2 separate regions of the Homo sapiens genome follow, and region 1 is linked to region 2. A link is an interaction called in ENCODE POLR2A ChIA-PET data of the cell type or tissue named here. Cell type or tissue: MCF 10A. All regions are shown on one strand. Each heading gives the region's core, and the rest is flanking DNA. Links, peaks and the distances in the headings are about the cores only.

What was found. Peaks named below come from ENCODE experiments on the same cell type or tissue, not always from the same donor. Only the 100,000 strongest peaks of a DNase experiment are listed, where the experiment ranks them.
Region 1: POLR2A ChIA-PET joins it to region 2 with 5 read pairs; 1 of 35 experiments calls an interaction of 5 or more read pairs at or near these places.

Annotation. Positions count from the first base shown.
Region 1 is chr1:227,055,285-227,062,610 of GRCh38, forward strand. The region is part of intron 21 of CDC42BPA (CDC42 binding protein kinase alpha); the gene reads right to left. Among named protein-coding and RNA genes, the nearest start is that of COQ8A, 120 kb to the left of the region's middle. In MCF 10A, for the core only: no CTCF peak of the experiment used is centred there; a DNase peak (open chromatin) is centred at 3,367.
Region 2 is chr1:227,319,066-227,326,391 of GRCh38, forward strand. It overlaps LOC124904531 (a long non-coding RNA gene), which reads left to right. Exons shown (of 2, transcript XR_007066911.1): 2 at 49-996. Among named protein-coding and RNA genes, the nearest start is that of CDC42BPA, 4.2 kb to the left of the region's middle. In MCF 10A, for the core only: no CTCF peak of the experiment used is centred there; DNase peaks (open chromatin) are centred at 4,326 and 4,776.

The sequences.
Region 1 (7,326 bases), core at 1,640-5,639, 260 kb before region 2:
TACACCACAAATCACTTATTTTCTTTATTCAAGTTTTAATTATCGCCAACCAGACTGGAATTTTCAGGAAGTTACTAATTTTAACCACAATTAAATGCCTACCAATGCATTTATAATTAATGGCTTATTCTATCCACTAAAAAGCAATTAATTCTATTAAACTTTCAGAATATTCAATGAATACATGCTGGCATTTAAAGACAGCCTATGATTCAGTTTAATTATGAATTGGCAATGACTCTGATATAGTATAGCAGCAAAGCAACTGATTAATACCATTAGTTATTTTATTACAAAGTATTTTAAAACCTTAAAAACAAACATAATCATTATTAATATTTTAGCCATGGAAGTTAAAATATTCTTTTTGTCATTTTTTATGTGCTAAAATACTATAGCATTAAGTATAATAATGCAGCAAAAGCTAATAAACATACATAAGTAGCAGAGATATTATAAATTCAATATAAGAAATATCTTTAAGTAAATGCAATTTTTTTTTGTTAGCTAATTTTCTTTTCCTAAGTAAACATACTTTAAGGTGTTACTCTGACGAACAGTCATTAGAAACATCTACTATATTTCAGTATCATTTTACTTAATGCTCTGTTAAAAAAAAAAAGAGGAAAAGCTGAATATTAGTGGTACTGTCCATACTGCAAAACATTTTAATGCAAAATGTTCATAATGGTCCCTGAAGCTGTTAGGATTTTTCTACTAAAAGATCCTCAAATGTATTTTTACAGTAGTACATTTAAAAAGGTCCCCCCGCCGCCCAGGATCACAGAACTGGTTTTTAGATGACCCACTTATCAAGAATTCCTCAAATTATGGACAGCATGGTTTTCCTATAAATAATAAAAATAACTAAAACCACTCATCTTGAATATGTATCAACAGGCCTTTTCTACTGCCTAAATAATTACAGATTTGCACAAGTAACAACCCCTCTCATAAGAAACCTTGCTTCAAAGTAAAAAACACCAAGATGTGATATGGATTATATATGGTCAACCTACTAAAAACTAGCTTGCATCTAACAAGTTGTTTGTTATTGGTAAACATAAACTGTAAGTTAAAAAGTCCCAGTTTCTTTTCTTTTCTTTTCTTTTTTTTTTTTGAGACAAGGTCTTTCTCTCTTGCCCTGGGATGTAGGGCAGTGGCACAATCACGGGTCACTACAGCCTTGAATTCTTGAGCCGAACTGATCCTCCTACCTCAGCCTCTAGAGTAGCTGTGAACACAGGCATGTGCCACTATGCCTGGCTAATTTTTAAAAAATTTTTTTGTAGAGGCAGGGTCTCCCTATGTTGCCCAGGATGGTCTCAAACCCTGGGCTCAAGCGATTCTCCCGCCTTGGCCTCCCAAAGTGCTGGGATTACAGGCGTGAGCTACCATGCCTGGCCAAAATCCAGTTTCTATCAATTTTCTTTATCCTCTAGCTAGAAGTATTTTGAAAACAAAGTAGAAGGTAATTTAATATTTTGTATTGAGAACAAGTATAAACTCAAATCTTTTAGTGATATATTTATTTCTGTTAATTGAACTTATGATACAAAAACAGTATTACAGAAGTACTATATCATTTGGAAAACAGTAAATACATTTTATTGCGCTAGAACAAATCCTAACAAATGACTAAAGGTTGTGACCAGTAAGGGTAAGCTTACTAGTTATACATAATGCACCTTGTTTCCCTTTAAGAAAATTTATTCTCAAGTTATTTTCAATATACTGATTGGAATATCTAGTCTGGAGAATTTACACATATTCTAAGAAAACATAAGAGAAAGTTAAGCCATACGTGGGCTATAAAATCTCTGCTCCAAACTCTAAATGAACAATCTGAAATAATACATTCAGTGTTTCTCACTATTAATGAAAGCACTGTGGAAATCTCTCTCATCATTTGTATTTGGACATTAACAATACTATCAATAAAAACTTTTTCTTCTACTATACTTAATACTATTTATAAAGAAAATCATTCAAACTGTAAATGAGGTTTAATAGCATACTAGAAACAAGAATGCAAGAAACATTATTTTGTAATACTACCTCATTCATATGACATTTCATAGTTAATTTTAAATTTATTAAAATACTGCATATTTTCTTGTCTAAAAACATGGTATATAACATAAAATCTTATGCTACTGTTACAACAGAGGCCATTGTTAAGAATGGTAACTGCATGTGTCCTACTGAAATACACTGATGTCCCAGGGAACACTGAGGTTCTACACTATACCACTGAGATGCTTCTATTTAACAGCTGAGTAATTTGTAATTCTTCAAGCATCTTCACAGGCACTATTACTTTTCAGTGGCTGACTTTTTTTGTGAGATACTTAACCAAAGAAAAATTGAAGGAGGCCAGGAAAGCAGATAACCAAGCCTATTATATCTACGTTTAAAATAATCATATGTAATAATAAGTCAATAGATTATGGTTAATTATAGTTTATTCATATCTCATAGAATAAAGACATAGAATTAAGGAGAGACCTTATAACAGCTATTTCCCTCCAAAATTTTTTTCTTATTTCAAGATTCACAAAAAATGTTCTAGGTGTCCAAGGCCCCAGAAAGTCTGCAAGGCAAGTGAGACATAATTAATCCATAATAAAATGAGAGAAACAAATCCTAAATTATAACCTTATTGAAAAAACAGCAAGTAGTTAAAAATTTAGTCAATTCACGGGCTGGTGATTTGACCCTAATATAACTGGGCACACAACATATTGGTTTTCCCTTCTAGAGGTTATGTAATGTAATCAACATATATTCAGATTCATTTGATAAATCCAAATATCTAATGGTTTTAAGTCTCTACAAGTTTCAAAATAATCAAGCAATCAGTTGAACTAGTAATCTTTCATAAACACAATAATTAATGAGATATCACTTGAATGCAGTTCTACTGGCCATAGTACAGGTATCTGAAATGCTTATTCATTATTAAGCTGTAATCCGAAAATATTATATATGCTATATTAGAGTTATTCATGTTTATTTTACAACCAACCCTCCAACATACCAGAAAGACAGGACCACAGGAAGCAGCAGGCCACCCCTACTGCTTCCCATGCCTACCACAAACCACAGAATTCCCTCATCTAGAACTTTCCGAGTCTAAGAATTCGGAATGTAAAGTGTTGATCAGTCTCCACGGAGATGACTGGTGAACATTACGAATTTGTATCCATCACTGACTTTCCTTTTGAATGTTACTATTTTACATAGTATATGAAAATCCCAACACTGTCAGCTACCCTGTCGCTTTTCAAATAGGGAGTATGTATGTGTGTTTATGACTAGTGTTGGGATGTGGCTGGTTTAGAAAAATTCCATCTCTGGGCATGTCAGAATCTTGTAGCACAGAGGTAGTGGCTGACTCATTTCAAGTTGAGAAACACAGAGCTAGGATTAGTATAGGAAGATATTTACAGTTTGTTAATAATACATATATAAATAATGTTACTGATATTTTTTAAATCTTGGAATTATCTTAGAATAGAAAGGCTTTATTATTAACATTATTTCCTCAGATCTAGATAATTAGTTTGGGAGATTCCTCTGAACTACATTAAAAAAAAAAAAACAAGATTTCTCTAGAACTGATTTACATAAATTATAGTCAATAAGATGTATAATTTGTTCCAAATCATTTTTGAATGTTGTACAACATGAATGATCAAGTTTTCTTTCTACATAATTAAAATCTCTAAGAAACAATCTACATACTTGCTTACAAAAGATTCTTAGGAGCTCATGTACTTTGACTACTTAGAAGGCATACTTTAGGATCACTTTTCCCCTTGATCAAACTAAAAAAGATATCATTTTAGTAGTTTGGTTATAGTGATTTATATGAACATTCCTAAAGCTTTGCGGCCAAAGCCAAAAAAAAAACATAAACAAAAACATAAAAGCAGCACAGCAACAGCAGGAGCAGCAGCACAAAGCATGCAATAGATGTAATAATATACCACAAAAACATTAACAGGTTCCGCAATCACAGGCAAAAGGATGAGAGAGGGGTAAAAGGCCTCAGGATGGGTACATAAAGTGCAAAAGTCTCTTACACGTCTGCCTTTGCTAGCTGGAGTACAGGATGGAGAGCGCTTCAACAGAGAAAGGAGAATAGGACATGTTACAAATATTTACACACATAAGACTCTCAAGGACTACTATTGTATTAACAGACAAAGTATATAAACATACATATAAAGCCACAGTTTTGGATAGGTTGAATGTACATGTATTTTTAGGAAAAACTGGAGGATAGGATGGTAAAGAAACAGTTGTTTGGACTACGTCTAAGGTTGACAAACTTTTCACTGGCCCATGTACAGTGACCCACAAAATAAGCCTTCATCAAGTGATAGACAATTTCTTTTCTGGAAAGGTTGGCAGTAGCAGACTGGAACAAATGAGAACAAAAAGGATCTAGATATTTCTGATTTAGTGCTGGCAAACATTCAATAAAATAATGAACTAGCCTGGCGTTAGACATTTACCTAGTAAATTTTTACTCTTTTCAAAAATGATTCTTTTAAATGACAAGGGCTAAGTTAGGATTTCAGAATTAATGATAATAAATTAAAATTAAAAGTTATTTGAACAATACTCCATCCTGACTCAACTTCAGCCATAGTCAAAAGAGGGACTTTCACCTTTCTAACATTAAAGAATTAAGTAATTAGGAAAAAAGGAACAATTATCTCAAAAAGTTTTTTTTTGTTTTTTTTTTTTTTTTTTGAGACGGGAGTCTCGCTCTGTCGCCCAGGCTGGAGTGCAGTGGCGCAATCTTGGCTCACTGCAAGCTCCACCTCCTGGGTTCATGCCATTCTCCTACCTCAGCCTCCTGAGTAGCTGGGATTACAGGTGCCCACCACCACGCCCGGCTAATTTTTTGTATTTTTAATAGAGACGGGGTTTCACCATGTTAGCCAGGATGGTCTCGATCTCCTGACCTCGTGATCCACCCACCTTGGCCTCCCAATCAAAATATTTTTGTGATGCTCCAGCAGTAGAGCTTCACTAATATGAACCATATCTACTTCGGCAATTTCTAACATTCAGTGCAACCTAACATTTGTTGTGAGCTCACAATACGTTGGATACTAAGCCGACTTTGCAAGGGATTGAAAGATAAACAAGACATGGAAGTTCACAGACTGGTAGAGAAGACATCATGCCAGCAACAATGTGACAAATGCTATCACTGAGATATGTACAAGGTTTGTATGGGAACCTAGAGGAGGGACAGAGAAGATTTTCTTGGGGACCTAGAGGAGGGAACTTATAGACTAGGTCTACAGGAGTTATAGAAGATTTAAGAAAAAAGGAAAAGTTCAAGAATGAGAAACACTACCAAAAATTCAGTATTAGTGTTACAATAACTCTGGCAGGTAAGTAAATAGGTACTTTTTTTTTTTTTTTTTTTTTTTTGAGACAGAGTCTTGCTCTGTCACCCAGGTGGATGCAGTGGTGCGATCTCGGCTCACTGCAACCTCTACCTCCCAGGTTCAAGTGATTCTCCTCCCTCAGACTCCCGAGTAGCTGTGATTACAAGTGCGCGCCACCATGCCCGGCTAATTTTTGTATTTTTAGTAGAGATGGGGTTTCACCATGTTGGCCAGGCTGGTCTCGAACTCCTGACCTAAGTGATCCGCCTGCCTCGGCCTCCCAAAGTGCTGGGATTACAGGTGTGAACCACCGCGCCTGGCCAGAAATATTCTTTCTTTCCATAGGAAATGGAATGGAAGATAACTTGAACACTGTGTCCTGCAGAGTTAATAGTAAACCAGGATTAGAAGGCCCGGAGAGTTCTAAAGAAGTTTTTCCATTATGGAGGCTAAAGTCTCAGGTTCAAACCTAGTTACTTTTCCTCAGTTATTAATGGGAAGAACCTCTCTCATTCCTTCTTGCCCCCAAAACCAAACAACCAAACAATAAACAAATCAACTCCAACTCTTCCTCTAGCTATCATCTATCTCCCTTCTTCCTTAATAATCATAATAACATTTATTATGTGCAGAGTATATGCAGATCGTTTTCCAAAGTGCTTTACATATATGAATTATTTTAATTCTCACAGAAACCCTATAAGGTAGGAATTATGATCCTCATTTTAAAGATGTAGAAGATGGATCAACTTGCCTAAGGTTATAAAACTATTAAGTGGTAGAGCCAGGATTCAAAACTTCCTCAGCCAGATTTCTGAAAAATGGTATACAAATGCCGTCTGTATTTTCTAAACTCCCAATTAACTTCTAATACAGTGCAATTCAGATTCTGCTTTGATCTGATACTCAGGTCAGTATTTCTGGTTTGTCCTATCTGACCAACCACCTCTGCCATACCATCACACTGACCATTCCCCTCCTTAAAATTATCTGCTCTTCTAGTTTTTCTGACAGGTACTTTCCTAAGTAACCACATACTTCTCAACGATTGCTTTCTTAGCTTTTGTGGAGTCCTATTCCTTCACCCTTTCTTCAATGGAGATTCCAGGTTTCTGTCCTTGGCTCACTGCTACAATCTGCCCCTTGGGGAATCTCATCCACTTTCAACTCTGATTATTTCCAAATCTCTGTTGCCAGTCCACTCCTCTTCCTTAAACTCCTGACGCATATATTAAATATCTGACTGTCTGCTGGACATCTCCAACTGGATGTCCCTTAGGAATCTCAAACTTAACTTGTCCAAAATGAAGCTGTCACCTTTCTCTTCTGTTAAATCTTTTAATAATTATTACATATGGGACTGATTAAACCTAAGCTCTGTAATATGAAGTATAAAGTTGAGAAACATAGACCCTTATTCTGGCCTTTGCCCATGTCTTCATACTCATTTCTCAATCCCTTCCTCACCCTTTTTGTTTGCCAAGCAAGGGACAATTCTAACTAAATTGAAATCTCCCTCTGTCCACAATCCCGTAACTCCCTGCTCCCTCCCCCCGCAAGTTCGCTCTGCCTGTCTAGAATATACTCCTCTTATGTAGTTGTTTTATGATTTTGCTGAACATACTCATCTGTGAAGACCCAGCTCAGGCATTATTTCCTTTAATAAGCTTTTCTGGATCCTCCTGGTTCAATCAGAAATCTCTCTTCTTTGTATTCCCATGATATACGATCTTTATCTTTTATTACTATATTTCCCACATGGTGTTATAGTTATCTGGTTATATATTTGTCTTTCCAATTAGACTGTCAGGGCAGGAAATATTGTATTATGCTTAAGGGCAGGAAATATTACGCTTAAGGGCAGGAAGTATTGTATTTTGCTTAGCATAAGACTTCAAACTTAAATATTCTC
Region 2 (7,326 bases), core at 2,083-6,082:
ATCGTTTCTTAGGTGTCTAATTACAGCACTTCGTGTGTCATTTCCCAGGACAAAAACAATGACAGACTTGTCCGAGCTACCATCGAAGTCTTGGGTCTGCACGCAAAGGATGGAATCCCCCATCTCCATTCCCAAAAGTTTCCCTACGGGAGCCTGGTGTTGTCTCCTCCGGAACTGTCCTCGCGGCTGCCTGTTTTTCCCTAGCCATGGTTACTGCCTGCGGGGGATTCAGCCTGTGAAGGCAGTCAAGGCAGTTCACCACTGTCATCAAACCTACACCCCTGTGTGCATGCGCACACACACTTGTAACCCAGTGGCACAATGCAGGAATTAGGGAAGCAAAGGCAAATCGCTGAATAGCTAGGGCACCTGATCCCTGTAGGGCCCTTCCAGGTTTTTGTGAATCTCGGTTTTAGGAGAGCTCCCTTTATAAAATTCTCATGGAAGATGCCACATTTAAATTAACACCACAAAACTAGGTCATTGCAGTTCTGTTACTTTCTCTCAAAATTGCCATCTCCTTTATGGTCGTTCTCTAAAATACAATTATTTTATATTCCTTCCCCACACCTGTGAGGCGGTTGTGTTTCTATGTTCATGTCCACAATTGCATCTTACATCTTGATAATATGGAAGCTGAGGAAGAATTAGAAATGAGGGCCTAGACGTAAAATGAAGGCTAACAGAAGTCGATTCAAGTTGTGATTCATGAAATAGTGTGAATCTTTTATGAAATCTACAACGTCTACACTTGCCTGGCTTAAGAACAGCATTATTTTCAATGCGGTCTTGACATGAATGATACTTAGATTCAAACAAAAGGTCAGTCATTTCCAGCCATGACATCTTTATATGGGTGTGTGTTGTCTAATTCTAAAAGTAGTAGAAAAGTTTAATCCTAACACAGATAATAAGCAATATTTTGGTGTTTATTATTCAAGTCTTTTTCCTATGCACTTTAACAAAAATGATACATAATAAAAGAGTTTTATAGCCTCTTGCTTGCAATTAGCAATATATTATGGACATTTTTTCAGTTCAACAAACATTCTTCAACAACATGGATTTTAATGGTGAAGCCAATTTTAACAGTTTCATTTGACCATAAGATGCGGTAGCAAAGAAGGAAGCAATTTCTTCTGCTTTTTCAAGTACGGTTAACTAAAGAAATGGCTCCAAGATACCTGCTTTTCCAACTTACAAATAACTAGAAAGAAGTTTAAAGGAGAACCTAAAACATGTTAGGTCTCACTAAATGCTAATTGACAATGGAAGTATATGAGATGTAGATACTTTTTTTTTTTTTAACAAAAGAGTCAAGCTGTCAGTTCTTTACCTATTCTATTAGCGCTTGGGTACCACCCACAGTCCAGGGTATTGATGGTTGCTAAATAACCCTTTCCACATTATTTAGAAAGTAGAGAGCAGAATTTATTTTTATTTTAAAAAACACACACACAAAGAGAAGGAAGGAGCTTGAACCCAATCAATTTTGCTTGAATAATTCAAGCTCAGAGACTTAATAATTAACTAGACACTAAACACATTGTGCGGGTGTTATTTTAAATGTTCCGGTTGAAGTGTGAACATGCTTGTTAATGAAACCGGTCTTAAGCCAAAGAAAGGCACAGCCCAGCAGCTGTACAGTGCTTGAAGTGTTCCTGCAAAACAAGAGTGCCACAGGCTGCCTCGCAGGGTATTCTTTGGGGAAAAATAGTCTGGAGGAGGTCTTCTTTGTGAAATTCTGCTTGGGGGCCTGGAGATTAGATGTATACCACTGCAAACACCCAATTTGTTTGAAATAATCAGAGAATGTTTTATGAAGATGCTGGGAATTAATCTGACCATTCAGAAAAGAAAGAGGACAGGAGAAGACAAGAAGGTAGGAAGGTGGAAAGAAGAAGGCAGGACAGAAATCATTAAGCCTAGTCCCCAATACAAGCTCTCTTCAACTAATCCTCCAATTCAGGGCTAAAAGCAGGAGAATTAATCCACCAATTAATATTTATAACAGTCAGCCTCACTCTCACCTTGGTATATCTAACTTCAGAATAACTATAGGGTCATTGCTGGAGAACGGAGCCAAAAACAAGGTGCGTGCCACAGTAGGGCTTAATGTATAGCAACACTGAGGATGTTTTACCACATCTCCTTTTAGCCTAGCCACATCCTGACCCTGCAAATGAATGACTTGGCTTAGTACCCTCCCAGGATAAAATGCCAGCAAATGCCTGTCCTGTCTTCATGTCAGGCTCCTGACATGAGTGAGATCAACTGCAAGGGCTTGTATATAAAAAAGAAACTTTCTGATTAATAATTGCTTCCTTTACAGAACACTTAACAACCTGTAAACACTGTCCTGGGTAGTTTGAGCTCATGTTTTATTCAATCATCATAACCATATGAAGTAGGGAAATTACCTCTATATCACAGACGATGGAAGAAGCTGAGGCTTAGAGATCTTAACTTGTGAAAGATCACACAACTAGTAATTGACACAGGAGCTACAAGTCAACACCAGGCCTGTCTCATGCCAGTGCCCATGGCTTTAATCACAAAGCAAGTGAGGTCTAAAAAATCTGCAGGTTCTATAAACTCAACTTTTCCTTCCTATTGTAACAAGGAAGAAGTGGGATGTGTTGTTAATTCACATATTTGGGCATTAGAAGTTGATATGAGGGCAAAAGAAAGAACTACGCACATGATTATATCAGAGTTCAACCAAAAAAGCAGAAATCACCTATTTATTTAAACCAGAGAAAGCTTTTTTTTTGAGACAAAGTCTCACTCTGTCTCCCAGGCTGGAGTGCAGTGGCGTGATCACATGCTCACTGTAACCTCCATCTCCCTGATTCAAGCGATTCTCCTGCCTCAGCCTCCCAAATAGCTGGGACTACAGGCACATGCCATCACATCCAGCTAATTTTCTTTTCTTTTTTTTTTTTTTTTTGAGACAAGTCTTGCTCTGTTGCCCAGGCTGGAATGCAGTGGCACAATCTCAGCTCACTGCAAGCTCTGCTTCCCGGGTTCACACCATTCTCCTGCTGCAGCCTCCCAAGTAGCTGGGACTGCAGGCACCCCCTACCACACCTGGCTAAGTTTTTGTATTTTTAGTAGAGACGCGGTTTCACTGTGTTAGCCAGGATGGTCTCGATCTCCTGACCTTGTGATCTGCCCGCCTCAGCCTCCCAAAGTGCTGGGATTACAGGTGTGAGCCACCGCGCCTGGCCCACATCTGGCTAATTTTCTTGTATTTTTAGTAGTGACAGGGCTATGTTGGCCAGGCTGGTCTTGAACTCCTGACCTCAAATGATCCTCCCGCCTCAAATGCTGGGATTACAGGCGTGAGCCACTGTGCCCGACCAAAACCAGAGAAACCTTAATTCTGACACATGGTTCCATGGATGGTGGAAGAGCTGAGGAAATGCAGGGCAAGTCAGGTAACCCAGTTTGGCAGCAGCAGGAAGCTATTCCCACCCCTAGGCTGGTGGAAGCTAAAACCAGGGCTGGTGGGAGATGGAGCCACAGAAGAGATGCAAATGCTACAGGGGAGGCTGCCATAGTCAGAGAGAGGGGAGGAGAATCCTCTTACCACAAATCTCCTGTCATTTGAAGCTAACACGGAGCCTCTGAAAGGGAGGCTGCATGACTGGTCCCCAAAGACAGAGTAGAGCAGGCAATGGGTAAGAAATGAATGCAAGAGCAAACAGGCAGAATTTGCACACATATAATCAACACAGTTATAGTTTAACCGAAACTATAATAAAATCAATAAAACAAATGTTTTATCTCTGAACAACCATTAAGTAGATTTTGACGTGGCATTATTTAAACATAGGAGAAGTTTTTACCTTTTCCTTTTCAAATTTGTTTTTTGTTTTGTTTTGTTTTGGTTGTTGCTGTTGTTGTTTTGTCCCTCAAGAAGTTAAAAAACAATCCAACCCTCATTAGGGCAGGTTTACTTAGGTATACAGACTAATAGTTTCCACTTGCTTGTCAATGGATCTTGTCCATCTTGCCCTATCTTTAAATTTATCATTTAAAATCTCTCACTAAAGCTCTACTATAAATGGGACTTTCCAAAATATGTTTAGAATCAAACATTATAATACAGATATTGTCGGCTATTAGAGCTACTTAGCAAATTTGAACACTGCAAAGATAAGTGGCATTCTTTCATAAATTCTATCAGCAGAAAACATTTGATAAAGACTGTATTGCAACGTGTGGTGACAAAACCAAACCAATTAAGCCAGTGTGAACCTTCGGTCCTGAGGTGGGAGTGGAGGTGACACACCCAGGACCTACAGAGGCTGGCAGCCAAGGAGGTGAAAGTTGACGAATTCAGTTACCACACTCTGGAAATTGCTCTGGCCAAGATTGCCAGTGACTTCCACATTACCAAAGTTAATAGGCAGTCCTCAGTCCGCATCTCATTTGCCGCTTTAACAGTATTTCACAGTGCTGATCACTTCTCTTAACTAAAACACTTTCCTTCACTTAATTTCCGCACTCTCCTGATTTTCTCCTACCTCACTGGCCACTCTTTCTCAGTCTCCTTCGCTGGATGATCCTTATCTTCTTGATCTTCAAATACTGGAGTGGCCCAGGGCTCAGAACTTCACCTCTTTTCTAGCTACACCCATTACCTAGGTGATCTCAATTAGTCTTAAGGCCAAAAATACTATCTATGATGGTTTGAAAAACTTGTCATAAATTCGACACTCCCATTGAAAGATTGGGTCCATATCCTCTTACCTTGAATCTAGGCCAATCTTGGTGACTCACTTGTCCTAAATAGAATGTAGCATAAATGACTGCTTACCTTCCTAGGCTGATCCATAAAAGGCAATGCAGTGTCAGCTTGTCCACTGGAACACTGTCACTAGAACCCTACATTGCCATGTAAGACATTCAACTAAATTCAACTGTCCTAAGGCTGCCATGCTAGTAGGGAGCCCAAGCTGCATGCAATCACCCATTCAGCAGCTCCAGGCAGCATCAGCTGCTGGACATGTGATTGCAGACACCTCCAGATGATTTGAGCCTGCAGCTGTCAATCACCCTAGCCAAGACTCCTAGTCTTCTCATCTGAGGCCCCAGGCATTGTGGAGCAAAGTTAACCTCTCATCACTGTGTCTTTTCCACATTTCTGATGCATAACATCCATGAACCTGATGAAATAATTGCATTAAGCTGCTACATTCTGAGATAATTTGTTATGCAACAGTAGTAAGTAGAACAATATCTTTTTGTTGTTGTTGTTGTTGTTTTAGGCAGGGTCTCACTCTTCACCGAGTCTGGAGTGCAATGGTACGACCATAGCTAACTGCAGCCTCCACCTCCCAGGTTTAATTGATTCACTCACCTCAGCCTCCTGAGTAGCTGGGACTACAGGTGCGCACCACCACGCCCAGCTAATGCTTTTTGTTGGGGGTAAGGGTAGAGATGGTTTCGCCATGCTGCCCAGGCTGGTCTCAGACTCCTGGGCTCAAATATTCCTCCTGCCTCAGCTCCCAAAGTGCTAGGATTACAGGTGTGAGCTACCACGCTTGGCCCAAATGGTCTTTACACTCATTGAATCCTCTTTAAAATCCTATAGAGGAGAATCTATTATTATTTCCACGGAGAAAAACTGAGAGAGATTAAGTAACTTTTCCAAGTTTACAAAGCTGATTATTAGTATCAGGATTCCAGCACAGGTGGGATTCATTCTAAAGCTTGTGTGCTGAAATGCTTTCCTCACCTACCTCATAGCAAGGTAAGAGAAACTAATACCAGCTACCTGATTAATATTTAGACTATGCCCTATTGTCTAAAAAAAAGAAGAGAAAACGGAAATGACTTAGCTATAACCTGGAAGCAGAGAAGACATTCTTTTGCAGAGATTTTTGTCCATTGTTTTCCTTATTAGAGAAGAGCAAACAAGAGAGAACAGTTTTATTAAAATAGGACTTATTTCATGGAGACAAAAAAATGAAACTCTTCATTATCAGGATGGTAATGGATGATAACTCTAAATTTAAATACAAAGAGATTGTCAAATTGTAATCTGCAAAGATTTTTTAAATGATTATTTCAATTCAGTTCCAACAGCCACCTCTCTTGAATGGTTTGGAACCCACCTGCCAGAAGGTGAAGGGACCAGAACAGATGCGCTCTCCAGGCCTCATTCAGCAATAAGATTCAGCGCTTCACACCAGTATGGGGGACTAATTAAACTCACAGTTGTATGGTGGAGCCAGCGATTATGTTTTAGAACAGACTGTGACCTCTCTCTGACCCAGAGGATAGCAAGCATCAGCATTTACAAGCCAAATGAAATAAGGCACTGTCAGCAATGTTCCTTACAGTAAGAAATATAACAATAATAATAATAAAAAGCACCAAGACATAAACCCACAAATAGGATGGTATCTGGAGACCCCAGGCATCCATGAGAATAAGGGAAGTGAAAATTCAATAAAATTCAATCTGAGATCTTAACAGGGGCTTTCCTCAAATAAGAAAGGCCCCCAAGCCGGTACAGTGGCTCATGCCTGTAGTCCCAGCACTTTGGGAGGCTGAGGCAGGCAAATCACCTAAGGTCAGGAGTTCGAGACCAGCCTAGCCAACATGCTGAAACCCTGTCTCTACTAAAAATACAAAAAAATTAGCCAGGCCTGGTGGGACGGGCCTGTAATCCCAGCTACTCAGGAGGCTGAGGCAGGAGAATTGCTTGAACCTGGAAGGTGGAGGTTGCAGTGAGCCAAGATCGCACCAGTGTACTCCAGCCTGGGCAACAGAGCAAAATTCCGTCAAAAAAAAAAGAAAGAAAAAATAAATAAAGGCCCCAAATATTATAAAAATCAAGGAAAAATTCATGCAGAGGACAATAAACAGTACAAAAGACTTCATAAGTATTAAAATGTGGGACCTTGTTCCAACCACTTCTTCAGATACTAGCATGACATTGACATAGGTCAGGATAAAAAGCTAGAGAACAATATCAAATAATGTCAGAAAAAAATTAAGTATTTTTTATTACTGTAACATTAGGTTTTCCTGTTCTTTGGAACGTTGTTTCTCATAATGATAACGTGTTATCCTATATAAAAACAACTAACTGATGATTAGTGGATTATTTTCTCAGCAGTGGAACTGAGTTTTCTCTAAACCATCTATATCCATACTCTTGTTCATCCTGCCTTGTGAGAAGGGCATGATTTATTTAATGACTACTTTAGTGCAAGGTACCATGTATGACTGTGAAACAAATACTACACAAAAATAAATTATCTAGGCAGTGATAAAACTACCATCTTGTCCTCATTCGTACCTCATACT